2 separate regions of the Homo sapiens genome follow, and region 2 is linked to region 1. A link is an interaction called in ENCODE POLR2A ChIA-PET data of the cell type or tissue named here. Cell type or tissue: Panc1. All regions are shown on one strand. Each heading gives the region's core, and the rest is flanking DNA. Links, peaks and the distances in the headings are about the cores only.

Region 1 (11,096 bases), core at 4,670-7,169:
TCTGTTTTGCGGTAACGCATCAACACTCCACGTTTAAACTGTGAAGTGGGTGTGTCCACAAAACTTCTGGATTAGACTCAGATTTGCCTGTGCAGACCAGCCCTGTTGCAGTATGTTTTTGTTTGTTCAGATTAACATTTGGGCTTTTTGGAACTGGTTCTTAATTTAGTTCAGTAGAATGTGTTTTTACTATTTGAAGTGTTGACTTTTAAGTTTTCTTTTGTTTGTTTGTTTTAACCTTTTTGTAAACTTTTACTCTTCTTTTTGGGAGTAAAGTTAAAACTGCTTCACTTGTCCTTTTTTTGTTTGTAACTGCACTTTCGTAGTGAAGCAATAGAATACAATAAAATCTATAGAGTTTTTTTTTTTTTAATAAGGACAAACCCTTAAATTATTAGGTTGGTACAAAAGTTAATTGTGGTTTTTGCCATTAAAAGTAATGGCAGTTATTTTTGCACCAACCTAAATAATATAGTCCTTATGTTAAATGTAAATGACTTGTTTCTCAATAACTGCACTGATTTCATTAATGATCAGCCTTGCACTGTGAGCTTTTTTAGCCAGGCATTCACAGTCTCATTTATCAGCCTTTTCAAGGCAGAAGAAACTGTTCTTTTCATTAGGGTGGGGCCAAGTGACCTGTTTTCCTACCCAAGTAGTGAATGATTTTAAACCAGTTTGAGGTGGGTATGGCTCTTATCAGTGAGTCTCCCTGTACCTCTAGTTTATTTCCTTAAACAGAAAAACGTTCTCTGATAAAGGGTCATTTTAATGATGTTGTCTAGTGACCCTGCCCTCCCTGGGAATGGAAGGCACGGCACTGATGTGTATGTAGATGTACTCATCAACAGATTGAATTTGCTGATTTTTTTTTTTTTTTCTTGTTGGAGAGTTGAAACCAGTCGGCAAGCTGGGTGAGGTTGAAGTGTTGGAAAGAGTGGTGCAAACTGCCATTTTCATGTTCTTTAGAGAAGTCTGCCAGAAAAGGAGTAGTGGTTCTGTTTTTAATGGATTTATGAGTTTTATACGGTGATGAGGAGTGAGTAGAGGTGAAATTGTCTCATACAGCATGTAGGCTTTATTTTTTATTTTCATTCAAAACAGTAAGTACACTGAAGTCAGAGTAGTTGTTTTCAGTAAGAAAATTCTGCCTCCAGAGCAAATGTTTTGGTGAATAGATAAATATGAGTACTGAGTCCCAATCATTTTGGCTCATAGGTTCCCCAGTATTTCCATAGGCAAGCTTAACTTTGCACCATTCAGAGACTTATATTTTAGGTTCCCCACAGGGCACCCCACTGGACGTGGCTCATTTTCCAGCCTGTAGTCTTGTTCTTCTGCCACCCTGGGGCATTATTCCTCTTCCCCTCTCCCCAGGCCTTCCCCCTTGCTTCTTGGCTGGAACCTCCCATGGTGATTCACCCTTCTCAGCCTAGGCAGACAGCACCTCCCTGTTAAGCCCTTAACTAATCCCGCTCTGATGGCTGTGATCTTTCTCTCTGTGTCTTAATCACTTGGAATAAAGAACCATTGTGGTGAGGTTGAAAGGGCATTGGCCCAGGAGTCTGGGGATCTGGGTTTTGGCCCTGCCTCAGCTACTTAATTCACTGGGTGACCCTGGACTAGACTCTCAGTGTGTCACAGAGGCACGAAGGGAAGAGAGCTCAAAGGTCCTGCAGGGTGGAAGTCTGCATTTCACAGTTTTATAAGTGTCTTTTGTATCCTTTAATATAGTGCAGGCTCAGCGTATGCTTGGTATGGGTTCGTTGATTAATTCCTTGCGTATTACCAGTGTTTGTAACCTACAGTAGCACTGCCAAGACTTCCTTTTCCTGCTTTCAAGGATAGCAGCACACTGACACATTCTCATTAGTCAAATATGCTATATTAAACTAATGTTTTAACAAACAGTGAATCGCAAAGCCAACTGTTCCTTCCAGCGAATAATAGATCATATGCAAAATGACTTTGCATTGCTAGGGGATTTGATGGAGTGAAGAAGCAAGCACTGTATTTTATTTCTTTTTATTTTGTTTTGTTTTTTGGACATAACCTCAAGATTTTATTGTCCTCATAATAAAACAAAAGATGATGCTTAGAACTGGATCACTTGGCCCTTTCTTTTGTTATCTCCTCCCAGTTGAAAATGTTTGCATGTCTTAACAGCCAGCATTTTCTTAGATCTGCAGATGGGGTCAGCACACTCAAGCCTCAGCACAACCTCCTTTGTAATTTTACCCGTTTTCCAGAAAATTGCCTTAGTCTACCCACCATAGTCACTCTGCTTCTTGTCATAACGCCGCTTTCCCTGGGCATACAGGGAGTCCTGGTATTGTGCCGTTTTGTGGGGTTGGTGCTTGCCACACTTCTTACAGAAAGCCCAGTGGGTTTTAGGAATGTTCACCATGTTTTCCGGAATGCTATCGGCATGGGAGGAAAGTGGCCATATTTTATTTCTAGGGTGAAAATGTTTGCCATTAAACTCACATGAAGTAGGAAATATTTATATGGATACAAAAGGCACCTGCATGGGATAATGTCAAATTTCATAGATACTGCTTTGTGGTAAGTGTGACTTTGTGGTTATTGTGATGTTTGTGTTTTGTTTTTTTTTTCTGCAAAATGGTTATACATAGTATAAATGTTATGCAAAATAGCAACTCATTGTTTTCAAGTTGATTTAGCACCTGCATTATGTAAAGATAATCTGAAATCTGTAGGGGGACTGGGACTATGTAGGGAAGATGAGGTCAACCATATACTTTCTACTGCTTTGAATTGTACCTATGCATTCACCATTTGAATACTTGGCACGTGTAGGGCACTTAAAACATTCTGCCGAATGGATGAATGAAGTGGTATCAAAAAGTGCCCTGGCAGTGAAAGGCAAGATAGAGTTCTGTAGAGTAGGGGTCGTGGTGACCCTGTTGGAGCAGATACTGAAGTAGTGGTGAGTGCGGAGAGGCAAGTCACATTTTGGCCCTAGTCAACTGTAGCTGAGGAGTAAACAGAGGGAACTGTTTACTGTTTACAGGATTCTGATGCTCATCTTTGAAGGCTGGGCTCTGCTGGAGGACTGATTTTGAATGATGTCAAATGATTTTGACAAGATTAAATGGGGAGATTTAGTTGGTGGTGGCATGCAGGACTGATTTGATGAAAGAGCAGCACAGTTATGAATGGTGAAACCGAAAGGAAGATTTGTGGGGCTTTTAACAGTCTCCTCAAGGTGTTGTGGCTGTGGGAGAAGAATTAACATGAATGGAGAGTGTAAAGAAGCCTATCAGATTGTCTTTGATCTGCACAGTACTGGGGAGTCCCATGTGGGACACGGGTAGGCAGCAGTCTACAAAGCTCAGAGCTGGAAAGACAACTTGAAAGAACAACACAATGAAAAGTTACCGTGCCTCTAGTTGAGATTTTCTAAACATCGGAACCAATGTGAGGTGTCTGATTTCATAAACAAGTGGAATTTAATCTATACTCTCTAAGTGGAAACAACTCTGTTTGCAACTCTGACTTGCTAGTTCCCTGGTTTTGCTTTTGTTTTACGTTTGGCATTTTTTATTTCTTGCCTGTTTATGGTAGAGACTAGAATTCTGCACAGCAGATGACAACAGTTTATCCCCTGCTGCAGACCTGGTCCAGTTCTGACTGAGTCCAGGGGTGATAGTTAAGGCCAGGGCTTGGGTGGTTTGATGTCCATCCTAGGAGTTTCACCTCTGCTTCGGTAATTCTCGGGCTGAGGGATACTGATGAGACCCTCTAGAATGTTTCTTGGTCCATGTTGAAGTTAGAGATTTCTTGCTCTGTCAAGAAGACTGTCAGCCTGGGCAAGGTAACGCGACATTATCTCTACTGGAAAAAAAAAAGCCAGGTGTAGTGGCACACGCCTGTAGTCCCAGCTACTTGGGAGGCTGAGGCAGGAGGATCTCTTGAGTCCTGGAGATCAAGGCTGCAGTGAGCTATGATTGCACCACTGCACTCCAGCCTGGGTAACAGAGAGAGAAACCCTGTCTCAGACAAAAAAAAAAAAAAAAAAGGTCTAGGTGTGGTGGCTAACCCCTGTAATCTCAGTGCTTTGGTAGGCTAAGGCGGAGGGATTGCTTGAGCCCAGGAATTCAAGACCAGCCTGGGCAACACAGTGGGACCTTGTCTCTACTGAAACATTAAAAAAAAAAGGAAAAAAAATGGAAAAAGGAAAAAGGAAATTAAATGGAAATAAGATATATTCAACATATCATAGTTGTAATTGTAATATATGATCAATATATAAATTATTGGGCTGGACACAGTGGTTTATGCCCGTAATCTCAGTGCTTGGATCACTTGAGGCTAGGAGTTCGAGACCAGCCTGGGCAACATAGCAAGACCCTGCCTTTACCAAGAAAGAAATTATAAATGAGAAATTTTATATAATTTTTTCATACTATGTCTTCAAAATTCAGAATGTCCTTTACACTTATAGCACATCTCAGTTTGAACTGACCACATTTCAGATGCTTTGTAGCCACATGAGGCTGGTGGCTACTGTATTGGACGGTTCTGCTACAGAGCAAGACTATTCTAAATTGTCTTTTTTTTTTTTTGAGACGGAGTTTTGCTCTTGTTGCCCAGGCTGGAGTGCAGTGGTGTGATCTTGGCTCACTGCTACCTCTGCCTTCTGGTTTCAAGCTATTCTCCTGTCTCAGCCTCCCGAGTAGTTGGGATTACAGGCGCCCGCCCCCACGCCCAGCTAATTTTTGTATTTTTAGTAGAGATGGGGTTTCACCATGTTGGCCAGGCTGGTCTCTATCTCCTGACCTCGTGATCTGCCTGCCTCGGCCTCCCACAGTGCTGGGATTACAGGTGTGAGCCACCGCACCCGGCCGATTGTCTTCATTTTTAGGAAAGTTTTAGGTTCATGGCAAAGTTGAATAGAAAATACAAAGAATGCCCATGTTCCCCTGTTCCCACATACGCATAGCTTCCACTGTCAACATCCCGTATCAGGGTGGTACATTTGTTAGAACTGATGAACCTACATTGACACATCGTTACCACTCAAAGTCCATCGTTTACATTAGCATTCACTGTTGGTGTTGTACATAGATGCATCCACCATTACAATATCAGATAGAATCATTTCATTGCCTTAATAATCCCCTCCCCTGAATCCCTGATCTTTTTGCTGTCCCCATAATTTTGCCTTTTCCAGAATGGTATGAAGTTGGAACTATACACTGTATTACCTTTTCAGTTGGCTTCTTTCACTCAGCAATGTGCAATTTAGGTTCCTCTGTGTCTTTTCATGGCTTGATGGCTCATTTCTTTTCAGTGCTGAATAATATTCCATGTCTGAATGTACCACAGTTTATTTCTAGAGCAATACTTTTTACAAACCAGAATTATACCCCAACGGTGGGACAAATTGGGGTGGGGAGGCTGTCTGAGAGTTGTGAGTGTGGGGGAAGTGGAAGGTCTTTGACTGACTTTTCGCTGTGCATAAAAAGCTTCTGTGAGCATCAAGAAGAGAGTAGTGGTCTGGGGGAGAGCCCAGGATGAGAATCTTGCAAAAATACATCCTTCACCACAACTAAAGGCGAATCCTCTCCTCTTACATTTCCCCACTTTCTTCCCACACCAGGCCTGGGATCTGCTTAGTCCAAAATGTTCCTATAAGTTAGCAAATATCTATGTCACATACTCTCGCCAAACCAGTTTTATGAAAATATTTAGACTAAACAAAGTGAAGAGAATAGAAAGCTGTATTTGCATGTGTGCAGTTTCCTTGATCAAAGAATATTAAGCAAAAAGAGACCAAAGCAGGAGTCACTGCAATTTAAATGTCGTTCCTGTCTATTTCAGGACGCAGCTCTACTCTGTTTTCTTTATTCTTGGGGTGATTATGTTGATGACCTGTCTTGTCTCTGTTGAGATAAATTTACCACCAATTGAGCACTCCTTATTGGCAGGGATTGGGTGTATCAATTCCGAGAACTGTATGATTGCAAAGGTGGAAAGCCAATTCATCAGGCTATTGTTTTGCTGCCCCATTAAGTATATTAACTGGAAGATGACTTCATTTCAACCATTTCAAATCTTAAATACAACAGATTCAGTCCTTTATGGAATGAGTTAAGGTCAGAAAATCTGTCCATCGTCTTTCTCATAAATACTTTAATATCTTCCAAGTATCATTGGACTAAGAAAGTAATTATGGGTAATAATAAAGATTCCAATTAAGAATTAGGGCAACATGAAAATGCTACTAATTTCGATTCACATCGTAGCTTTCAGGTCCTTCTCAATATGTTTAATTACTTGTGAGAAATACAGAAGTAGTGGCTGGTTCGGCAAGCCCATCACCTTTTATGAGAAGTAGAAGACTCAGTTTTATCCTGTCTGAACAGGTTGCATTAGCCATGGGGAACATTTTGTTTTTGCATTCACACATCAGTCTCCCCAGGTTCTGTTTACACAGAGGAAGAGAAAGACTGGCTAGTTTAGTAGTCCATCCCAACCCAAGGCAGACCATCTCTGAGGTTTAGTTTTTACAGTCGTAAGATGGGAATTGCATCTGTTTGCAAAAACTACTCCAATATCGTCAGATGAAATGGTCCAAGGAGTAGAAATTAGCATAATGAATCGCTGTGCTTCAGAGTAAAGGAGAGCCTCTTCATAAAGACTTTTTGTTGTACTTTTTTTCCAGCTTCCTTCAAAATGTCTACTGTTCACGAAATCCTGTGCAAGCTCAGCTTGGAGGGTGATGTAAGTATATCACTTTCACTTTATATAATTTTTGCAAGTTGGACATCTCTCTGGATAACCATATTACTCTCTATCCTTGTACATCTAAGGAAGATGGGGACAATTCAGACAGTCATCATTTGGTTCTCCTCTTTCTTAATACTTCAGCTGTTCCTAGTAGTTCAATTTGAAGGAAATATCATGGCACTGGAAACTTTTCTTGGCCTCACATTAAAATTGGACAGAATTAGTGACACTGGAATGGCTGGAATTTTATTCTGCCATACTTAGCATGTCATTGGTAATAACTGTTATGATGGTACATGACTTTTAATGTCATGTCCTGGGATTTTATTACTGGTTGGCATAAGCCACAGCCATATCAAAACTAATTCTGCATCTTTTGGATTTCTTACAGTGTCCAGGAAGTTATTCCAGATGAAGACTTATACTTTTATTTTATTTATTAATTTATTCATTTTTTGAGATGGAGTCTCACTCTGTTGCCAGGCTGGAGTGCAGTGGCGTGATCTCGGCTCACTGCAACCTCCACCTCCTGGGTTCAAGCAATTCTCCTGCCTCAGCCTCCCCAGTAGCTGGGACTACAGGTGTGCACCACTACACCCAGCTAATTTTTGTATTTTTAGTTGAGACTGGGTTTCACCATGTTGGCCAGGATGGTTTTGATCTCTTGACTTCGTGATCTGCCTGCCTTGGCCTCCCAAAGTGCTGGGATTACAGGTGGGAGCCACCATGCCTGGCTCGAGGACCTATACTTTAAAAAATTTCACACCTGGAAAATATTTTCTCTAAAAAAGCTAGGATATTTCTTTTAAAAAACCAAGAATATAATGAAATTATTGTAATTCATCTGTTTCCTTTTTTTCTGTGGCTATTAGGGAATTTAGAACTAAACTGAATTTTCTTTCATAGGAAATATGTGAACCTAGAAATTCTGTTGCATTTGTTTCTTTTTTTTACAAATAAAAAATTTAAGCTATATGTGAAGTTAAAATTATTTCAAATACTTTTAGAATCAAGTGGAATATAAATTATGAATATGTAAAATAGCTAATGGTACTATACATCTTCCAGGTCATCCTGGCAGAAATGGCTTTTACGCAGACTCAGCACTGATACTGGTTTGTAGCCATATCCGACAGATCTTTCAAAATATTCTTTGATTGAAATTAAAATGCAATGAATCACTCAACAGAGGGTTGACAGTGACTTGGGTCACATGGTGCAAGACCCTCTGTATTGTTCATGGTACTTGCCATCAAAATGTTCAAATTAATGGAGCCTGTGAAAGCACAGGTTGTATGGAGTATAAAGCCTATAGAGTTTTTTTAAAATCTTTTTTCTTCTTGAAACGTGTGCATGCTGTTTTTGGGAACAATACAAACTGCATGTTGAAGTCAGACAAATTCAGGTGCTAAATAATTTGTTTCTCTAATGGACTTAGATTGTATTTGCTATCAGGTTTTATAAGAGGGCTTTTTGTGTAGCCTCTGAAGTTACTCTAGTATATTTCTTATGTGTGGAGAGGTGGGGCAGAAATAGAAAATGTCACATGTTCCCCATTATTTTAAGGAAAGAAAAGATAACTTTGTCTCACTAATTTCATTTCAGACAAGTGGATTTTATAGGTAATAGGTTCAATTCTCGATTTAATTTCATTTCCAGAGACACTATAAAATGACACAAAACTTTTCCCCCTCACTGTTGTTTTTGGAACAAGACGACATATCTCCTGGTAAATGCAGTCATACATGATATGGCTCAATGCCTGGACTGCCTGCCTTGTAAATAACCGATGGCACTCTTAATAAATGGGAAAATGTTTTTCCTTAGATTTCATCCACATTTTATAGCTACCATAGCAAACACACTGAGTATTTCAAAATAGCACTTTGCCTTTTTCCTGAATGTGTGCTCCATGTCATCAAGTTCATCTTACTGGAAAGTTTAAGTGGTGAAATTAGATGGAACATACTTTGATAATGCATTGCATGTCAGGTTATAAATATGAACTGGATTTAATATTTGGCCAAGATAGTCCTCACAAGTGCGTTTGGAAACATTTGTCAAATGCTGAACTTAGATTTCTGGCCTCTCCTGGGAGTCATCTAGATATAGGAAGGCATCTTAGATGCTCACCTATACAGTCTCAGTGCTAATAAAATGGAATGGCGTGGGTGCTGGGTGGTTTATAATGTGATGCCTGTGGGTGGAGAAGTAACTCACGGATCTTGGCCTTTTCACTCTTCACAGAAACTGCGCCAAGGCCAAGTCATCACATTATACGGGCATTATGTGCTGGGGGGGTTGGGGTGGGTTGCAGGATGGGAGCCTTGATGATGAGGATGGGCAGTGATGCTGCCTCCACCAGCCATCAGCCAACCACAACCACAATGTACATCCTCTTTGTCTGCCCTTAGCTTTGGGACTGGGTAGCAGGGAGAGGGAAAACTATAAGAGCATTTCAAAGAAGGAGGGAAGTTAATACCTTGAAAGGAGAACTGACGTAGAAGCACTCCATTGTCCTTACCTCAATCTGGAATGGGAGATTCCCATCTGTCAGATCAGGAAGGATAATGAGCTTTGAAAAGCACTGAAAGGCTGGGCGTGAGCCACCACGCCTGTAATCCCAGCACTTTGGGAGGCCAAGATGGGAGGATCACTAGAGCCCAGGAGTTCAAGAGCAGCCTGGGCAACACGGCGAAATCCTGTCTCTACAAAAAATATGAAAAAATTAGCCCGGTGTGGTGGCAGGTGCCTGTAATCCCAGATACTCAGGAGGCTGATGTGGGAGGATCATCTGAGCCCAGGAGGTTGAGGCTGCACTGAGCCATGATCACACCATTGCATTCCAGCATGGGCAACAGAGTGAGACCCTACCTAAGAAAAGAAAGAAAAGAAAAGAAAAGCATTGGGAAAGGAAGAGGGTATGGTTTAGAAGGCAATAAGAAATCTTAGGAAGAGTGGAGGGTGGTAGGCACAAGGGATGGTATTAATAAAGGCAGAGGGAAGGATACAGAGGAGAGGGGGGGAAACACAAGGAGGATGTGGGCCGTCTGGCCAGACCACCTTGGTGCCACAGTGGTGACCAAAGTAAAGAGGTGGGAGAAGCTGCTTCCCTCATTTATCTGAATTGTAAGCTCAGCAACACTGGCCCAGTAGAAATTCATGTACCTGTAGCAGAAACTTAGCTAAACACCCTTGTCCTTGAGGCATTTCCACATTTTCAGCTTATTTCGAATTGTTGCCAGCCCAGTTTAATGGTCTTCAGAGCCATCCTGAGTAAATGCTGGCTTCAGGTCTCCAGCTTTGCATTGTCTACTTTTGATCTCTCACTAAAAGTAAGATGAGAAGTTGAAATTGAGACAGCATATTCTAAACTAGCTGAGCCTTTGAAGAATTCTTATTAGAAAAAATGAAATTGCTTGCGTGAAGTGTGATGGTGTGTTAATACCTACCTAGTTACCTAGTATGAGAATGATCTGAATTGTTAAAAGAAACAATAGGAAAACATATTAGGCATTGTTATTTCAACAAGAGGATTTTAAATGTGTGTCATTTGAGTATGTTTATCTTTTAACCTCAGCACTCTACACCCCCAAGTGCATATGGGTCTGTCAAAGCCTATACTAACTTTGATGCTGAGCGGGATGCTTTGAACATTGAAACAGCCATCAAGACCAAAGGTAGGTGATACATTTGTCCTCTTCTTGTCAGGGTCTTACTGAGACATTTTTGGTTGTCTCTTTATTCTCCCTCAAATCGCCATACGTTGGCGATTTGAAATTGTCATCGAGCTTTAATGGAGTAGATCCAGACCTAGCTCAACCCATGCCTCCTTTCCTTCCTTCCCTCCTTCCTTTCTTTCTTTTTCCTTTTCTCCTTCCCTCCCTTCTCCCTTTCTTCCTTCTCTCCCTCTTTCTCTTTCTCCCTTCTTCCTGCTCTTCCTTCCTTCCTCCCTCCCTCCCTCCCTCCCCTCCCTTCTTTCCTTTCCTCCCTCCCTTCCATTCTTTCCTCCCCCACCCCCCGTTTCTTCTCTTTGGAGAGATGTACAGCATGAGATAGTATTTTAACCAAGTAATGGTTAAAAGGAATCAGTCTGGGAGCCGGATCTGGTCCTAGGGGTATGCTTTTGGGTGCAGCTCTTCACTTTGAGGCTTCAGTCCCTCTTCTGCAAGGAAGAAGTTGGTCATAGTGGTCCCTAAGGGCATTTTTTGTTCCAAGTCCCCTTTAATTTAATTACATTTGCTGGGAAAATCTTACTGCATTGCTCTTAGATTGATCTAGAGAGTGAAAAATTCAGACTTTTTTTGTTTTTTTTAAACCCCGGTAAGTTCTGCTGCTCC
Region 2 (17,712 bases), core at 6,307-8,806, 160 kb before region 1:
ATTTCAGAATTAGGGTAGCATTACTTCTTTTCCCTCATCATCCCCTTGGAGAGTCACCATCTAGATGATAATATATACTTCTATTTATGTCTTTCTCCTAGTGTCCTTAAGCCTTAAGGAAAAGAAACAACATCAAAAAACATTAATTTTTTTCCATTGAAAGCTGATCCATGTGTGTGCTGACAATAACTTTAATCCCTTTAATGTCCAAGTGAGGAGGATTGAAAACTGGTAACACTTTCATTGATATTTTTTAAATATGCTCTTATAGCAAAAAAAGTTTGATATCTTTTTGGTGACCACTTAAAGGAGAAACTATTGACGCATAAATTATAAATTCTATGGCTTTAAATATTATTTTTTGAGATGAATGTGTTTGGGGTAGAATATGAACAACTTAAAACTTTAAAATTTCCATCTAAATTTCAAGTCTTAAATGTGCCTCTTGGTTTTTTGTTTGTTTGTTTGTTTGTTTTTGAGACGGAGTCTCACTCTGCTGCCCAGGCTGGAGTGCAATGGCACGATCTTGGTTCACTGCAACCTCCATCCCCCAGGTTCAAGAAATTCTCTGCCTCAGCCTCCCGAGTAGCTGGGATTATAGGCGTGTGCCATCACACCTGGCTAATTTTTGTATTTTTAGTAGAGATGGGATTTCACCATCTTGGCCAGGCTGGTCTTGAACTCCTGACCTCATGATCCACCTACCACGGTCTTTCAAAGTGCTGGGATTACAGGCGTGAGCCACCGCGCCCGGCCCCTCTTCTACACTTTTTTCAAGGTCGGAAGCAGCTCACATATAGACAATTACATCTTCAGCCACTTAGTTTTTTAATATCACTTTCGTTTCATAAAATGAGCTATGTTGTCCTTACAATTCAGTTGATGGCCAGAAGAAAATCAGACCCTTTATAAAAAGTAGGACTTTAAAAAGCACTGGTGTCCTATTGTAGGCTGTTTCACAATACACATAGTAAAATATGAATTTTATTGTTTGTTTTGTTGATTGGGAAGGAGATGGGAGGGGGTGGAGAGTGACGTTATAGTTTGAATTTATAATTTGAAAGCAGAGAAAATGGATGAAATAAAAAGATTACCATATGAGTATCACCAGATCCTCCCTCCCACACACACATACCTATCCCCAGGCAATCTTTCTGTGAGAATTTACCTTGGTGTTTAAAAATCACGGCAATATAAAAGTGATATTAAAAATAGTATACTACCACTGTAAGAAGTATGACAAACATGTGAGATCCTGAGAAACTGCAGAATATTTTCTCATTCAAAGTTTAGTACCTTGGTCTTATAGTGTTTGACACTAAAAAACATAGCAAATACTCTTTTATATTTAGCCTATTCCGTGATGCCTTGTTTCTTAAATTAATTCATGGGCAATGAATGGGGGAGGAAAAATAACAACAACAAATATGCCCTGGTGATATAGTAAATGCCACTTTCCAACACTTGCTCGCTACCTAAGAAAATCACTTTATTTTCTTCTCTCATGCCCAGCTTGATTGCAGAGAGCAAGAGAGTAGATGGAAACTGTGGGGTTATTTTTTAACGTTATATCATTAACTCCATCCAACACAACATGCTTAATTCCTTGTTTCTCGTAACTTTGGGATGAAGTATGGTGTTTTGTTGCCTGTTTACAAAATAGGCGACAGACACAGAACATAAGAGCTGCTACATATCATAGAACATATCGAGAATGCCAGAGATTTTTCCTGTTTTCTTCCACAAGACCATGTTAAACTGTGTGTATCAAGTTTAATAAGAGCAATGTAAAGCTACTTGATTACATTTTTATCCACAACATGATTTTAAACTAATGCTATTGGCCAGGCGCGGTGGCTCATGCCTGTAATCCCAGCACTTTGGGAGGCCAAGGCGGGCGGATCATGAGGTCAGGAGATCGAGACCACGGTGAAACCCTGTCTCTACTAAAAATACAAAAAATTAGCCAGGCATGGTGGTGGGCGCCTGTAGTCCCAGCTACTCGGGAGGCTGAGGCAGGAGAATGGTGTGAACCTGGGAGGTGGAGGTTGCAGTGAGCCGAGATCGCGCCACTGCACTCCAGCCTGGGGAACAGAGCGAGACTCTGTCTCAAATAAATAAATAAATAAATACACTAATGCTATTTACCGTGAAGTGTAGTAGTTATACTTCGTGCCTCCCAGCACTTGAGGGTTTCATCATTGCCTTACAGTATTTCTCAGAAAATAACACATTCTCCCCTGGAAATTGTTGGCTGACTTTAGCAAATTCAGGCCACCTATTCATTTAAGACTGTTGTGTGTGTTTGATTATCTAGAATGAATTGCCTTAAGAGTCTCTTTTGGAAAAGTACTAGCACAGTGCCCGAAATGCCAGGGAGTGGAAAGTCATGGTCTCGGCGGGGAAATGACTGCAGTGTTCATGGAGACAGTGTTTTCGCTTGGCTGACATTAATGACAACCCAATGCTATGTGCTCACTGAGTGTTTTCATTTCAGAAGAGCATCAAAACCACTGAGTCCTTTCAAGTCGTCTTCTTTTACTGTGAAACCAGAAACCATGCCGACGACTACTTTCAGTAATAACCTGTGTCCCAACTGCAGGCTGAAGTAAACTTCTTCTCATATAATTTTCTAATTTCTGTGTAGGGGTAGTTGTAGCAAACAACTTAGTTTCTTTCAGAGCGTGACTTCAGAAAGCGTATTTTCATGCAGCAGTGATGGGTAATGAAATCAGAATTTCCACAAAGTCTGCCCTAATTGAACAGCATTATCAGGAAAAATAAAACATGAGACTCAGAGTTTTCTCCCAAAGTCATTTATGTTATTAGGTAATGAAGCTGATTTTATTTTAGCAAACGTACTAGGAGGTATACTTCCACGTGAACATTGCCCCTTCAAAGCAGTCAACTGGAAAGGCTGAATGTCCGTGCCCATAACGCTGTCACTGCCAAAAGCTAATATATAACTCTTCTTCTGAAATGGCTTTCACCTCCTTCAGCAATGTTTTCATATTCTCCATAGTGGCCATAGTTCTCCTAGAAAAGTGAGCTTGATATTTGAAAACAACCAATAGTTAATATGCTGAAAAAGGTAAGTGAAGAAACCAAACCAGGCCATTTTCCTTAAAAAAAAAAAAAAAAGGCCAGTCATGGTGGCTTACACCTGTAATCCCAGCACTTTGGGATGCCAAAGTGGGTGGATCACCTGAGGTCAGGAGATCAAGACCAGCCTGGCCAACATGGAGAAACCCGTCTCTACTAAAAATACAAAAATTACCCAGACGTGGTGGTGGGCGCCTGTAATCCCAGCTACTCGGGAGGCTGAGGCAGGAGAATCCTTTGAACCCTGGGGGAGGTGGAGGTTGCAGTGAGCCGAGATCACGCCGCTGCACTCCAGCCTGGGTGACAGAGCGAGACCCTATCTTTAAAAAAAAAAAAAAAAGGAGGAGAGGGACTATAAAGTACAGCTGTGTCTTATCTCATTGGCACTGAGAGCAGCTGCATAAGAAGTAGCTCCAAGTAGTTTGGGGCAATGACAACATAAGAACTTTGACGCTCAATCCTCATTTTGGTGTCAAGGTTCCTGGAGCCAGTGAATTTGTTGGAAGAAAATATTGGCCACTAGCTTTCTTCTAGAACATTAATAGAGTGGATGACAATGAAGACAACAAAGAGCATTCGAAGGCTATCATCCACCACAACATAGGAGCATCTCCACGCCCACAGTACGTGTCAGTTATCCACATTACCCCACTGTTGATCGTACACATCTTTGGTTGTGTCAGAACTGCTACTCCCCTAACAAAATGCTACGCAAGCAGTGAGTGTGGGAAGCTGAAGGGAGGGACAACACGAGGGAAAATCCTGCTCAAAAGAACACAGAATGGTGACTTTCATTGTCATAATCTGATAGTAATCACGGACAATTCTGACTTCAGCCACCAGTTCAGAAATCACTAAGAGGCAGGAGAGTTTGATCATGAGGCCGCTTGGTGCTTTTACTGCAGTCACACAGAATTCCCTGTTTCCAGGCTCAGCAAACCTCTGTTACGCAAACTCGGGTTGAGGACAAGGGTGTGCTGGGGAATTGGATGTAAATTTTAGTTGTGACATTGAAGCTTTCCCCACAGGAAGTCCTTTGGAACTATCATTTTATTCCATTTTATGTTTAAAAATATAAAAATGGGCTTTATTAAAATCCCATTTTTTTAAGGTTTATGAGCTGTTAGTGAAGACTATACAGAACTGCTACCTATTTTCCTGTCTCTATCTGTTTCTCCTGGGAACTGTTTTGGCTTACCGCAGATGGAGGAAAAGAGCCACACTGGAGTGAAATGAATGACAACATTCCCGGAGAAGTCTCTCACGATCTCAAAATCCTTGGCCCACTGGTCATTTATAGCCACTGCTAAAGTATTTGTGACCAGTTTCCTTTAGTTTAACAATTACTCTCTCAATAGACAAGCATCCATCCAAATAACAATTTGTCCTAAATCAAATCCCTGGAATATTAAAATACATCATTAGTTTAGGAAATCTGTTAGTTGGCCCTCAAAGTTTTTCATTTTTTCTTACATAATCCCTTCTTGCTCCCCATTTTTCAGTTAGAGTTGAATAAGGTAGGGCCTAGCAATGTCAACCATGATGGAGATGCCACATAGTATTTGTCAGGTTAGAAGAAGGGTGAGAAAGCATGTAGCAGGTGGAACGGATGGTTCCACAGCCCCTTGACTCCCTGACGTAGAAGAGACTGAAGGCAACCTGATCACCACGTTCAAAAGTTGGCTTTCTCCATTTTAAGTTCTTCCTTAAAGCCTCTTTAAGCAAAGTCCCTGAAATGATACAGTAGAAAAATCACACAGACTTATTTAAAATGAATTCTATCACTATTCCTGAGATCTCGCCTGCCCCACTGAGGACATTTTGTTTTCGCAAAGTGCTTTGAAATGTGATAAAGGATCTTAAAGAATATTTGTAAAATTATGCCCAAAGAAGACATTCTTTGAGGTTAACTTGCAGTGTCTAAAAGTCAAGAATGAGGAAGGAAAGGAAAATAACAGATTCACTTTAAAATGGACCACGCTAATTGGGCAGTGAAACATCCTTGTGTCACACCATTTACCGTAGCAGACCAGAAGAGGGAAAAGGCTTGATTTTTCTCTCATAGATACCACAGTTCACTCTCAAAAACATTCCTAAAATGGATTGATATTTCTCTGATAGAGCACCTGTTTTGCTACTGACAGTGTTAAGTTCCATACTAATCAGCTCATCTAGCCTAACTGACAACTCAAAAAGCTGATTCCAAGAACAAGAAACTGGCTTCAATAGAAATATTATGGTTTATTTTGAAGCGTGGGGACAGGTAAGGACTAAACAAATTTATCTTTGTGACATAGTTTAAAGGGTATTTTAAATGAATAATAATTCCTCATAAGTGCTAGCCATTCGTCTCATTGTTGGTGGGTGTGTTTGAGGTGCGGCTGGTTTTTAAAACAAATATACCAAAGGTTATGAACCCCCCAAATATTCTGTTCCATTCAGAATTTATTTGTAAGTCTACGCACTTATTCAAATGATTTTTTTCTAAACTTTAATTTTCTTTTTTTAACTCAATTTCTTGGAATTGCTTTCAGTAACTGCTTCAGGCCTCTTTGAATAGCAGTGAAGGCAAAATCAGGGCAAGTCGTGGTGAACAGTTTGGCTTTTCTGGAACACTGAGCTGACGCCAGCCACCCCACTGGGCTTGGTTCCCCAACATCTCACAGCGAAGGCACTTGTCTGATGCATATTAAGCTTTTATGTTACCACCGGGGGCTGCCTCAGAAGTTACTCCTCTGTGTCCTGATGGTCCTTGACTTGGCCTTGGACTGTCCTTGACCTCCAATACCTTAGACAGTTGCAGGTGGGAACAGTGTAGCTTGAGGTTCTAAAATGCTTTGCTGATGGAAAAGGTTTTGTTCTGAAAAGTGAATTACAATAGGAAATGGATTTGCATTACTGACACTATCTGCTGTGGGCTTTGCCTCTATTGATTTAAAGCAAAAGGGCACAATTAGTGGCCTTCAAAGAGAGGGGAAAAAAAAATAACCTAACTCTGTCCTAGCACGTTCAATTAACTTGTTTACTTTGAAGGGAAAAAAAACTTTTATTTTTACATCAACAGCGTATTAGCATGGTGTTGCCTTGTCTCATCTGTAATGGCAAGACATGGTTTTGAAAAAAAATTCTCTTCGTTTCATAGTAGTAATGTTATTTTCTAACATTAAGCACAACAACAACAACAAAAAAAAGCAGGGAGAGCACGAGGGGTTCGGTGTATAAAAACGGTGTTCTAGCTGCCAGAACTTTTATTCTGGATCTCGAAGAGAACAGTTCATTGTATTTCCTTTCCTAAACCAATGAAAATGAAAAATTAGTTACTAGGTAGAATTCTCTTCCACTTTCTATCCCTTTTCCCTGACGAGATGAAACCTGCTGGGTTTTGCCATAAAAAGAGGTCCCTGTTGGGGAAATGAGAGTTCAGCTCACTCTTCACATCACAGTGTAATACAGCAGGACTGGCTCTGGAAGATTATGTAGTGCAGCACTATGCCTAAGAACAGAAGAGGAGGCTGAGCTCTGGAGAAAGAGGGTCACAAAGCGTTACAGGCATTTGGTGAATTTTGCTCACTGCACAGGCAGTTGTGAGAGCCTCCGAACCCTGTAGTTCAGTCTTTTCCCCACTTTACCAGTGTGTGAGGCCTCTCTCCCACTTCCTCCACTTACCACCTCTCCAAGATGCCAGCCTCACTGTGGGCTTTCCCTAGAAAGAAACACTGGTTTCTTTCTATCGTGCCCTGGTTAGTGTTGTTTCTCACATTAGGCCTCTGTGTTAGAAATAAAGCTGCTAAACTCCATGTCGTTACACAACAAAAGGAATACAGTGACCTATCCTTCATTCTTCTGATAGTTCCCTCAACTCCAGCTGCAGCCCCTGCCAAATACTATCATCCTTAAAAGATAGACAGTGATCCCAGCACTGTGGGAGGCCAAGGCAGCTAGATCACTTGAGTCCGGGAGTTCAAGACCAGCCTGGGCAACATGGTGAAACCCCATCTCTACTGAAAAAAATATAAAAAAAAGCCAGGTGTGGTGGTGTGTGCCTGTAGTCCCAGCTACTCAGGAGGCTGAGGTGGTAGGATTGCTTCAGGCCAGGAAGTGGAGGTTGCAGTGAGCTGTGATCGCACCACTGCACTCCAGCCTGGGTGACAGAGTGAGACCCTGTCTAAAGAAAAAAAAAAGACAGTGATGATGATTATAGCTAACATTTATGGAGCCCTTACTATGTGGTGGGCACTGATGCTACAGGCACTTTACTTGTGTACCCTGTAATAATGAGATAGGGCTCGTTTTAAAGGTGAGGAAACTGAGGCACAGAGAGATTAAGAAAGTGTCCAAGTTCTCATAGCTAACAAATGTCAGGGTAGAGATTCAACCCCAGACTCTAGATTTTGCAAATCAAATCTCTACACTTTGTCTTCAAGGTCATAATCAACTCTCTCCTTTTTCCTTAAAAAAAAAAAAAAAAAAAAAAAAAAAAAAAAAAAAAAAAAAGTTTTCACTTTCATCCTTAATTCCTATGCAGTGAAGCTAACGTAACAAGACGAGGTGCGCTGGTGGGTTCTGTGTATCCTTTCCGTGTCCTTGGTGCCCAGTCACGCAGGTTCTCAGCAAGTGGTGGCAGGACATGCAGCTGGATGGACTCGTGTGTAGGCCCACATGTTGGGGGTGGGGGGTGAGGTGTATGTGTAAGCATGTGGGGGGTGTGTGTAGGGTGCGTGTGCAGTGTATGTGTGTGTGGCATGTGTGGTGTGCATCTGTGGTGCGTGTGGTGTATATGTGTTGTGTGTGTGTGGACTGTATGTATGTGGGGTGGGTGCGTGTGTGTGCCGTATCCTTGGTGCCCAGTCATGCAGGTTCTCAGCAAGTGGAGGCAGGACTTGCAGCTGAATAGACTTGTGTGTGAGGTGTGCCCGTGTGTCGTTTGAGGTGTGCCTGTGTGCCGTGTGTGGGAGGTGTGCCCGTGTGCCGTGTGTGGGAGGTGTGCCCGTGTGCCATGTGTGTGAGGTGTGCCCGTGTGTCGTGTGTGAGGTGTGCATGTGTGCCGTGTGTGAGGTGTGCATGCGTGCCGTGTGTGTGAGGTGTGCATGCGTGCCGTGTGTGTGAGGTGTGCATGTGTGCCATCTGTGTGAGGTGTGCATGTGTGCCATGTGTGAGATGTGCCTGTGTGCCGTGTGAGGTGCGCCTGTGTGCCGTGTGTGTGAGGTGTGCCTGTGTGCTGTGCTGTGAGGTGTGCATCTGTGGTGTGTGTGAGCATGGTATATGTGTGTAGTGTACGTATGTGTGGTACATGTGAGCATACGGTGTGCATGTGTGGTATGTGTGTGTATGTGTGGTGTGTGTGTGCCTGTGTTACCATTTAAGATGGTAGCAGCTATTGGCATTAAAAAGGACCTGCTATTCTGAGCTCTGGCTTTGACAGTAAGCTGTGCCCACAGCAGCTGTTAGCAATCAGAGTGTGTTTCCATCCGATGTGAAATGTGCTGCCACCACTTGTGAAATGGATTTCAAAACCTTGCCGTACTGAAGTACCAAAGTGTGTGAATGGTATACTTTTACTGCAAATTAGAAAGATTCACTTATTGCAGTGATAATGTCACACTCACTCACTCAAGCTATCTTAAGTGACAGAGACACACATTGCCAAACAGTGGATAGCTGATAGCAGTGTTTTCAGGACAGTCATAGAATGTCATCTGAAATGTTTGTCTCTGTAGGCAAAAGAAGCACCTTGGACTAGAGGAGCAGAAACTGAAAATGGAATAGGAAGGACAGTGGTGCGGGCCTCGTTTTGATATCTTTACATGGCTGTTGTGTTCTTACTTTGCCTCTAGTGCATGACTTACATAAAAATAAGTGGCTTCAAGATAAATACACAGGCTATACATTTCGTTTTCTTGGGGAAAAAAATGACATTTATGAGGTGTTATAGTGTGTGCATTGATGCTCAGATGTCAGACCTTCTTAAAATAAATCTGACAATCTCTTAGCTTAGTCCAGAGCATTTCTTCTCCTTATGTCTCGCAACTACTTAAATCCCCAAAGCTCTGCTGCCTCTTTCTGTATTTCCCTTTCCTACTAAGAAATAGCCACCAGCTCCTGCCACTTCCCCTTGGGAATAGGCACAGAAATAACTGTGCTTCAGCTATCCACAAATATTGCTATCCATTCTCAGGTTGAGCTTATATGTTGTAATTAAGAATGGAAATGTTTCTTTAATCAGCAAGTTTAAAGACCATGCATTTAGGGAAAGTCAGAAACAAGTCCTCACGTTGTTTGGTCATTAGTATGCCTGGCTGAACTGGTTGTCTTAGAAAAGCATTACAAAAGAGAATTTTTTGAAATACCATTGAGCCACAGTTCAGAAATACATCTGTGATGTATTTGAAAGGCTTAGAACTTGCCATATTTTTTGTTTAGATGTTAATGACCATGTCCTGGAAACTGGAGGTGAAGGAACTAGTTGAATTTCTAGGAGTTCTAATTCTTCAAGATCTTACAATCTTAAAGTGGTTAATATGAAAACATTTACACTTCCGCTTCTGGCAAGCCTAAATAATTTGCCTGTGATTTTTAATAAAAACCGGATCCTTCCCTCATCTCTCATCCAAAGCTTCATCCTCTTATTAATTCTAAGGACACTTTTTTGAAATGGAAAACAGCACAGAGGTGGAGCAGAAATACAGGCTGTGGGCTAATTCTCTTAACAGTCCTCACCCACTAAAATGATCTGTGGACCAAGGAAGTTTTGGTGTCATGACACCATGTTCCTGTGACTATAAATATGTTGTCTTTTTAGTGTTCTGGGCTTGCTATAGAGGGATGTAAATGCATTTTCAAGGTTTAATGTTCTAAGTTATTTCCAATCTTTTACCATGAATCCAGTTTATTTAGTTGGGGAATATTTCTTGAGTGACATCTATTCAATGAGCAGTAGCAGATCTTCAGAATGCCATCGGAGCTCATGGAAAGAAATGATGGGTTCCTTTGCCTGGTAAGCTTTTATGACTTAATCTGGATTCTTGTTATTTTGACCCATTTCTGCACATCTTACTTCATGCAGCTGGGTTTTGTGACCGCACAGTTTTGGGGGGGGGGGGTCATGGAAATTGTGCAGGTGGAATTAGTAATCAATGGTTGTTAAGAATTTGTGGGGTTATGTGAAATTTGGTGTGAAGTTAAGACAGCTGCAAAGTGGAGTGGTTTTCTCGTAGGCTTAGGTGTGAGAATGTTGGGGGTAATTGGTTAAAGTAAGATTGTTTCATAAAATGCAGTAAGTGTAATTCTGATGTTTTCGGTTGAGCAGAAACTAGATCACCAGATTTGGTATGGTTTTAAAGATGTTCTTTTCTGTTGTGAAAAACAGACCTTGAGCAATGAAAGCAAAGAGTTGACCCCAGTGCTCTCAGCTGTAAGGAGGATTTCACCTAAATGTAGCGTAATTGTTCCTGTTAAGGAGAAAAAAAGGAATTGGTATCTAGAGTGAGGTTGATCGCAAGAAAATACGTATGCAGTTCTGTGAGTCAGATGACTTTTTTTGTCTAGTATTATCCAGAATTATGTAAGGGACACCATTGTTGGAAACAACGTTATTAGGAATTTCCCTTGAGCATAGTCTAATCACTTAGCAAAATAAATGGGTTCTCTTTCCTGCTGATATGAAATGACATTTAACCCACCCCGAGAGATTCTAGAGAAAGAGGACTTTTGTTAAATGTTACTGATCCCAGGGTCCTAGAAAATCTTCAAGGACTTTATATTTTAAAATGTAGTTAATTCTAGAATCTTAGAGGGACCTTACGCCAACTGAGAACCATTGGTTAAATAGCCAATTACCTTTATCTTAGCCCTTGATATCACATAACCCCATAAATCCTTAACAACAAATACGTTCTGTTGTTTACAAAGGCAAAAGAGAGGAAAAACAAAAAGAAAAAAAAAAGGATTGTATTGCTGATCCTGGTGGTATCATTTATTGGGTGAGAACTTACTTATTTAGTATCTGACCCACTGGATGAGTAGGATGAAGTATTAGGAAGCTTATTCTCTTGCTGTTCAGGTCTTTCACTCAAGGTTTAAACTGGTTACCAGGTAGATACCAAAAAAGGTATAGAGTCAACTGCCTTAAACAGTTTGTGCACTACTATGTGATAGGAGAATTCTAGAGAGAACTGGATCTAAAAAAGCCACCCACTGTTCTTCTAGATGAAAAATCTGTTTCCTCTCTGATTTGACAGAATTTCCCTGTCTAGGGATAAAAGTGCTCATTTGGATTTGGCTTTTAGCAGAGATACATATGCATCAGGGAATGTGAGTCAGTTTCTCTAGAAAGCTTAATCTAGTAGGGATGGAAATATATTACAAAGGATTAATATTCAGTTCCCATTGTCAGAACCACCTGCATATTCACAGAAAGCCACATGAGAAGATGTGCCTGGCTTCCTTATTCTTCAGAGATTTCCTGCACACACAGCTCAGCTTTCTCTTAATTCAGATGGGACATTCTGGCGCAGTATTTTAACTCTTACACAACTAAGTCTTTAAAAGACTGAAGAAAAATCGTCAAAGTTCCAAAACTTCAATTTTGTCTTATTTTAAATTTAGTTCACAAATGTTTGATCTCTTGATGGTTTGAGGAGTGTGTGTGTGTGTGTGTGTGTGTGTGCATTTGGCAGGTATACTCAACACTTTTTATTGAAAAATGTTTTTTTTAAAGCCATTAAGTTTTCCGGAGAAATTACAATCCAGTTGAAGTTTTTGAGAAGTGGCTTGTTTAGTAAGATGCAGAACATTTTTTTTAATGGCTATAATTTGATAGACTCATTTGAGTCAGATGTCAACTTAATAATAAGGCTTGGGATGTCTGTCAGAGGGTGACATATATGTTTATTATGTTAACAAGTGGGAATCGTGCCATTTCCATGATGCCCCGACAAGACCGTACAAGCCCTAGATAAAGCTAGGTCAAGGACTTTGCATAGAGAGGCGACCTCTCCATCTAAGTGCTCTTTTTCTTCTAAGTTGTGAATAAGATAGTAACATCTGGACCCATCAGTCCCTTGGGAAAGCATCTTGGAAACCAATGATTAAAAAACATTTAAGTAAGTCTAGCTAGCAGATGAGAATTATGGTACTGTGTAATTTTTATTCTCTTTGTGGCATAGCTGGATATGGGTAATAGGACACAGCATCGCAATCTTTGCCATGAATGATGTGGCAAGCTTCCTGAAGCTTCCCATTTATATAGGTTTTTCATCTTCAAAGAGCTTTGTGAGCACTCATTTACCACCACCTGCCTGGGAGGTAAGAATTATTCCCATTTTTATGGATGGAGGAAGTGGAGGTGTAAGTGAATTGCTTGAGGCCACCCAGGGAGTTCAGTCTCAGAGGGAGACCTGGAAGGGCCAACTCCACCTCTTAGCTGAATTGACTCCCAGTGCTTTCTTTTTGGTGTCATGTCCTCTTGAGAGCCCCAGATCAGTGATGGCATAAATCTAAACACATCAAATAATCTTGAATAGGAAAGAGACACCAAGTCTCTCTTTCTTGTGGCTATGTCTACATCAAAACCCTGGGAAATCTGGACATAGAGAAGAAGCCATTTAACCCTCCTGAGGCTCATTTTCCGTATCTGTAAAATGGGGATGATAATACCTATCTGCCTCCTTTAGGGATGTTGAAAGCACCAAAATCAAAGCAAGCTAACAAGGATAAAAACTTTGAAAACTATATAGAATTCTGCAAAAACTCAGGCATTACTATTTTTGCCAAAAATGACTGCGAGACTGCTTACTGAAGGAGTAGGGCTTTCTATTTGGAGATCTAATTGTTTTGGTGAGGTTCAGCAAGGATGAAATACTGTCATGAAAGAATCCAAAATCAAGAGAAGAAAATAATGTACTAGGGAAACATATTAGTGTTATATTTAAAATGAACTTAGCAGACCAAGTGGCCAAACAAGTTCATCGTTAGTTTGCATAGGATGCAGCTATAACTCGGCTCTACTCATCCCTGATGGCCATTGAACATGCCTGTGCTATGGAACATACCCATACTCTATTCCAAGCCACAGGTCCAGGTCGATGGTCTGTTCCCCTTCCACATGGAGATGTAATGAGAGCTCTCTGCAAACCCTTATGGTGTCCTGGGGCCTCCCATGGCAGAGTGGAGAGAAAGCATGTTGCTCCCTGAACTGTCCACTCCTAGCACTGTAGAGAAGGGGCACTACCCCTGGAAGGAGGGTTTGAAAAAAGGGAGCTTGTCTGGGTAGACAGATTGAAGAAAGGTTTCCTCTCTCCAGGCTGTTGCAGTCACTCTGCAGCAAGGCTCACAGCCAGGTGCATTTCAACCTCTACTTTTGACCCCTCAGCTAGGCCGCACTGGGCAGAGCACAACCTGCATGACCATCTTTAGAAGCCCTGAAACAAGGGGGCCACAAAATTCTAGAAGCCTGGTGCTCCTGAAGTCCCTCCAGGGAATAAGGTGAAGACTCTGCAGCTCTCCCCCGGCTAACCTTGACACGCAAGCCAGGCCGCCATTCAGGCAGCTGCAGAAGCCTTTAATACCCTGGCAGTTTTAAACAGGGGATAAAATAAAGTGACTAATCCATAAAGGACTCAAGCCATTTTACTGAAAATAAAATCAAATGCCTTAGGGTTTTTCTTTTTAATCTTTATTGGTTTTTCTGCTTAGAAAAGTAATACATGCTGGTTGTAAAAAATTCAAACATTAGAGAAATATCTAACATAGCAAGTGAAAAGTCCTCCATATTCTCTGCACTCCAGAAAAAAACACCATCAACAGATCTGTGTAAAAGATAGATAGGCTTTTTAAAGCACTAGTTTTTGACCGTTTTTGCAAGACACACAAAATTGGTTGACATTCATAAGTATGACAGACATGTTCTCATAGGTGTACCCAAGGTTCGGCCATTGGCCGTTTCCTGGCAAGCCAGCAGTAACCCCACCCCATTCAGTCCAATTCAAGAAAATATTTGGTTGTGCAATTGAGCTAGAGTGAACGATATTATTGGGGTAACCTTGGGTCTATATTAGTTTAGTTTTTATGTGAACCAATAAAAAACTTTAATTTTGTAAAACTTTTATTAGTAACCAATTCCCTGTGACACTCCTGCAACTTATTGCAACATACCACTGTGTTGTGGCAAACAGTTAAGCAGCAATGTTGTGAAGGATTGCTGTGGTAGCTGGTAGGAACTGCCTGTCATGTTATTTGGAGGATAAGCAGCTTTTCTCTATCCCCACCTCGGAAAGAGCTTAAAGTCTGGAGGAAAGAATTTCATTTCACTATAAGGCAGGATTTCTTATCAACAACAACAATAATAATAACTACTATTTACTGAGTGCCAGCTATTTCTAAGAACTATGTGATGGGCATATATAGAGAATACATATATAAAATGCTCATACAGATATCATATATATGGTATGTCATTTATGTATCACATCCTTGAATCTTCAAGTATGAAACTGAGGCTCAGAGAGGTTAAGTAATCTGCCCGGCCTTAAGAACTGTCAAACGTTGACATTGGTCATTTTAGGGTTAAAATTCTAACCAGAATTTTGTGAAACTGAGATCAGTGGCCTAGAAGGTTGATGGTTATTTTTAGTTATAAACTACGGGGATAACTCCCAGCAAGAGATGTTGACATCAATTCCTGAGTAGTGTGTTAAGTTTAAACAAACTACTTAGGGGATGTCTTTTGAGCCCTGGTTAGTGATTGCTTAATAAGAGTGCAATGATGATGATGACAATGATGACAGTAACAATTAAGTAAGTGATGCCTACCGCATAGGGTATTGGAGGAGTGAGTGAGATATAATGCGTGACACATTATTAGCACAAATACATGTAGATATTATTATTATAAATTAGATTATTATTGAGAGATCACTACTCACCCACAGAATGAAGTACTGGGTGCCTGTCATACAATTTTTATTTTTTTAATTCTTTGGGAAAATGGGCATTGTTCTCTGGACCATGTTATCTCCTAAGATAGGTCCTGAGGAATAAATGTCATCTTAAGAATGCTAGTGCCCAAGTTCTTGTTCCTTTTATAATTAAAAATTCAAAGCAAACTTCTTCTAGAAGTGCAGTGCTAAATGACAGCCTAGCCCCAAGGACCACTTGGTTAATTAGCACCCTTGCATTCCAGGATTTCCTGATGCCCGCTGCCACTTGTTGTCAGCTCCTTGAAACTGCATTTGCCTCTGCAGGTGTGGAGAGCCTGCTTGAATTACACAGGGTGCATGAGAGAGCAAATTATTTAGGCAATAGGGCTGAAAATGTGGGCAAATTAGAATTTTTCATAGCAAGATTGTTCATTGTGAAGCCAATTCATGATTATATGTGCGCATCTTGCTCCAGATATTCCACTACACAATAAACCTCTTTGCTGGGATGAATATGTATGTGGGCTAATTTAATCAATATACTTGTGAACGTTGACAGTAGTGCTGTCTGACAGAACTCATCCTTTGAAATGCTGGCTGAGTTAATGTGTGCAGTATATATATGGGCCAAGATTCATAATTTGTGTTAAAAGAAGATTGTTTTGAGAAGACACCACACTACCTGGTGGGAAACTGAAAAGCCTACACGATGAAAGGCAAAGGGCAGAGGGATTTTTGTCTTCCTCCTTCTTGTTGGACTGAAAACTCAAATTGACAAAACTAAACTGCCTCCTTTTGAAAAATTTGCAAGGCATTGACTGCATTTTTTTCTCATGGATTCATTTGAATTCTGGAAATTGACTAAAATGGGGGATGGAGAGGGCTTTTGTGCATTGTTGGGTTAAATGAAGGGCTGAGCAAGTGCCCTGCTCCAATCTGCAAATGCTCGCTTTCTGGGAATATCAACACGTGTGATCAGATCACATTCAGAGGGTTTGCTTTTGGAGTAGGAGGATTTTAGTCATTTCCTAAAGTGCATTTGCAACTGAAATTGTCATCTGAGATAAGAGAACCAAGCAGGAGGAAGCCTAGGAGAATAGTTTAACCAATCAGAATACCTCAACTTGCTATCCAGAAACCCTTCTACCACCTTACCGAGAGATTCCCGGTGAAGCCTGTTTCAATTAAATCTGATTCTTTAGCCCACTGGAACTAAGCACAGACACATGGGGACAAAGATCTAAGTGAATGGCCCCCCTGTTTGGAAATACAAGTCAATCTACAGTGAGTCCATTTATCCTAAGCGTCTTGGCCTCCACAGATCTCGTGACTGTCTCCGCTCAAATATCCTCCAGATCTGAAAACCCCTGCAAGCTGAAGCCTGACTCAGGCCATCAGTCCTGTGTCACAGTGGCACCAAACTCTGGGGTCTGTACTACAACTGCTCCCCACCCGCACCCCTACCCTCACCCCTGCCAGGACATGAGCCATTCCAAGGGTGGAAGTGCTGGGGCCAGTATAGTACTCCCAAGGCCACCCCCATCATGAGCAGACCTCCGTGCCAGGCAGGCATCTTGGTCACAGCCTTAAACATCGTTGCTTCACTTCTAATTAGTAATCCACTGTGAGTCCAGGCCGACTGTACAGGAATACTGCATATCATTTTCAGTTTGTCCAGATGCAGTTCTACTCATTGTTCTCAATATGCCCTGCCCAGGGCCTTCATATTCTTGTAAAGGACTAAATAGACATGCTTGATCTCCCTCATTGTTAAGATGGAATGAAGATAACTCTTGAAAGGCCCAAGTTTAGCGTCAGGTAGTTTTGATGCTGACTTAAATGCTAGGACCTAAAGAGGTTTTTGTTCATCCCTAATTTCTGTCATTACACCTTGAGGTGAGACATGGACAGAAGCAGCTCCAAGTAGGTCTTCTTCATTTCATGTATAAATTCTGTTTAACAGGTGGTTCAAGGACTTCATGGTGCCTAATTATTACATTCCTAGGAATCAGGGTAAGGAGGCTGGTTCTCATTCTAGCCTACTCAATTCATGTAGGGAAAAGCAGGCAATAACTCTCAGCTGATAGCACCTTTCAGGATTTCTCTACTTCCACTTGGCTTTTCCACGTCTCTGAAAAATGTTAGGCGTAACTCGCTTTCTCTAGAGTTGCAGATCTGTGGCACAAACCTTTGCCTTGACTATATTAAACATAATGGAAGGACTGTGCAGTATGAGACATTATTAGATACCATATTTCATAAAGAATTTTTCTTGAAGAAGTCAAGCCAAGTGTTAACATGAGGCAGACTTGCAAATGACAACTTTTGTTGAATGCAACCTTAAACATATTAACTTGCTTAAGTTGCTTAACTCAAACTATACCTATTAGTGTCCAAAGTCACCATTATTGGGGTATTAGAAAGCCTCCAGAGTATAGAAAATACACTGGATGTGAGATCTGGAACAATCTCTAAATTTGGACAGCAAAGAAACTCAGTATGCAAGCACTAAAAAAATGATGGATAGCTTTTAGAATAGCTTGCACTCCCTAAAAGTCACCACAGTACTTGTATTAGGCCCTGAGAAAGGGAGTTAGCAGTACACATGGTTTATAATGAGGTTAAATCCAATAGTTTCATGTGTGCTCTAAGTATCGAATGCAACATCACCTTAAATCCAAAGTAAGTGGTTGTG

The links. Peaks named below come from ENCODE experiments on the same cell type or tissue, not always from the same donor. Only the 100,000 strongest peaks of a DNase experiment are listed, where the experiment ranks them.
Region 2: POLR2A ChIA-PET joins it to region 1 with 9 read pairs; 5 of 35 experiments call an interaction of 5 or more read pairs at or near these places.

What each region holds. Positions count from the first base shown.
Region 1 is chr15:60,381,682-60,392,777 of GRCh38, reverse strand. It overlaps ANXA2 (annexin A2), which reads left to right. Exons shown (of 13, transcript NM_004039.3): 2 at 6,692-6,750; 3 at 10,337-10,436. The coding sequence starts at 6,703. It also overlaps the pseudogene RPL36AP44. Among named protein-coding and RNA genes, the nearest start is that of ANXA2, 11 kb to the left of the region's middle. RefSeq lists enhancers at 1-39, 1,187-1,778. In Panc1, for the core only: no CTCF peak of the experiment used is centred there; no DNase peak of the experiment used is centred there; H3K4me3 peaks cover 901 bases; H3K27ac peaks cover 2,500 bases.
Region 2 is chr15:60,533,055-60,550,766 of GRCh38, reverse strand. The region is part of intron 2 of RORA (RAR related orphan receptor A); the gene reads left to right. All of the region lies in intron 3 of RORA-AS1 (RORA antisense RNA 1), which reads right to left. Among named protein-coding and RNA genes, the nearest start is that of RORA-AS1, 63 kb to the right of the region's middle. RefSeq lists a silencer at 2,390-2,439. In Panc1, for the core only: no CTCF peak of the experiment used is centred there; no DNase peak of the experiment used is centred there.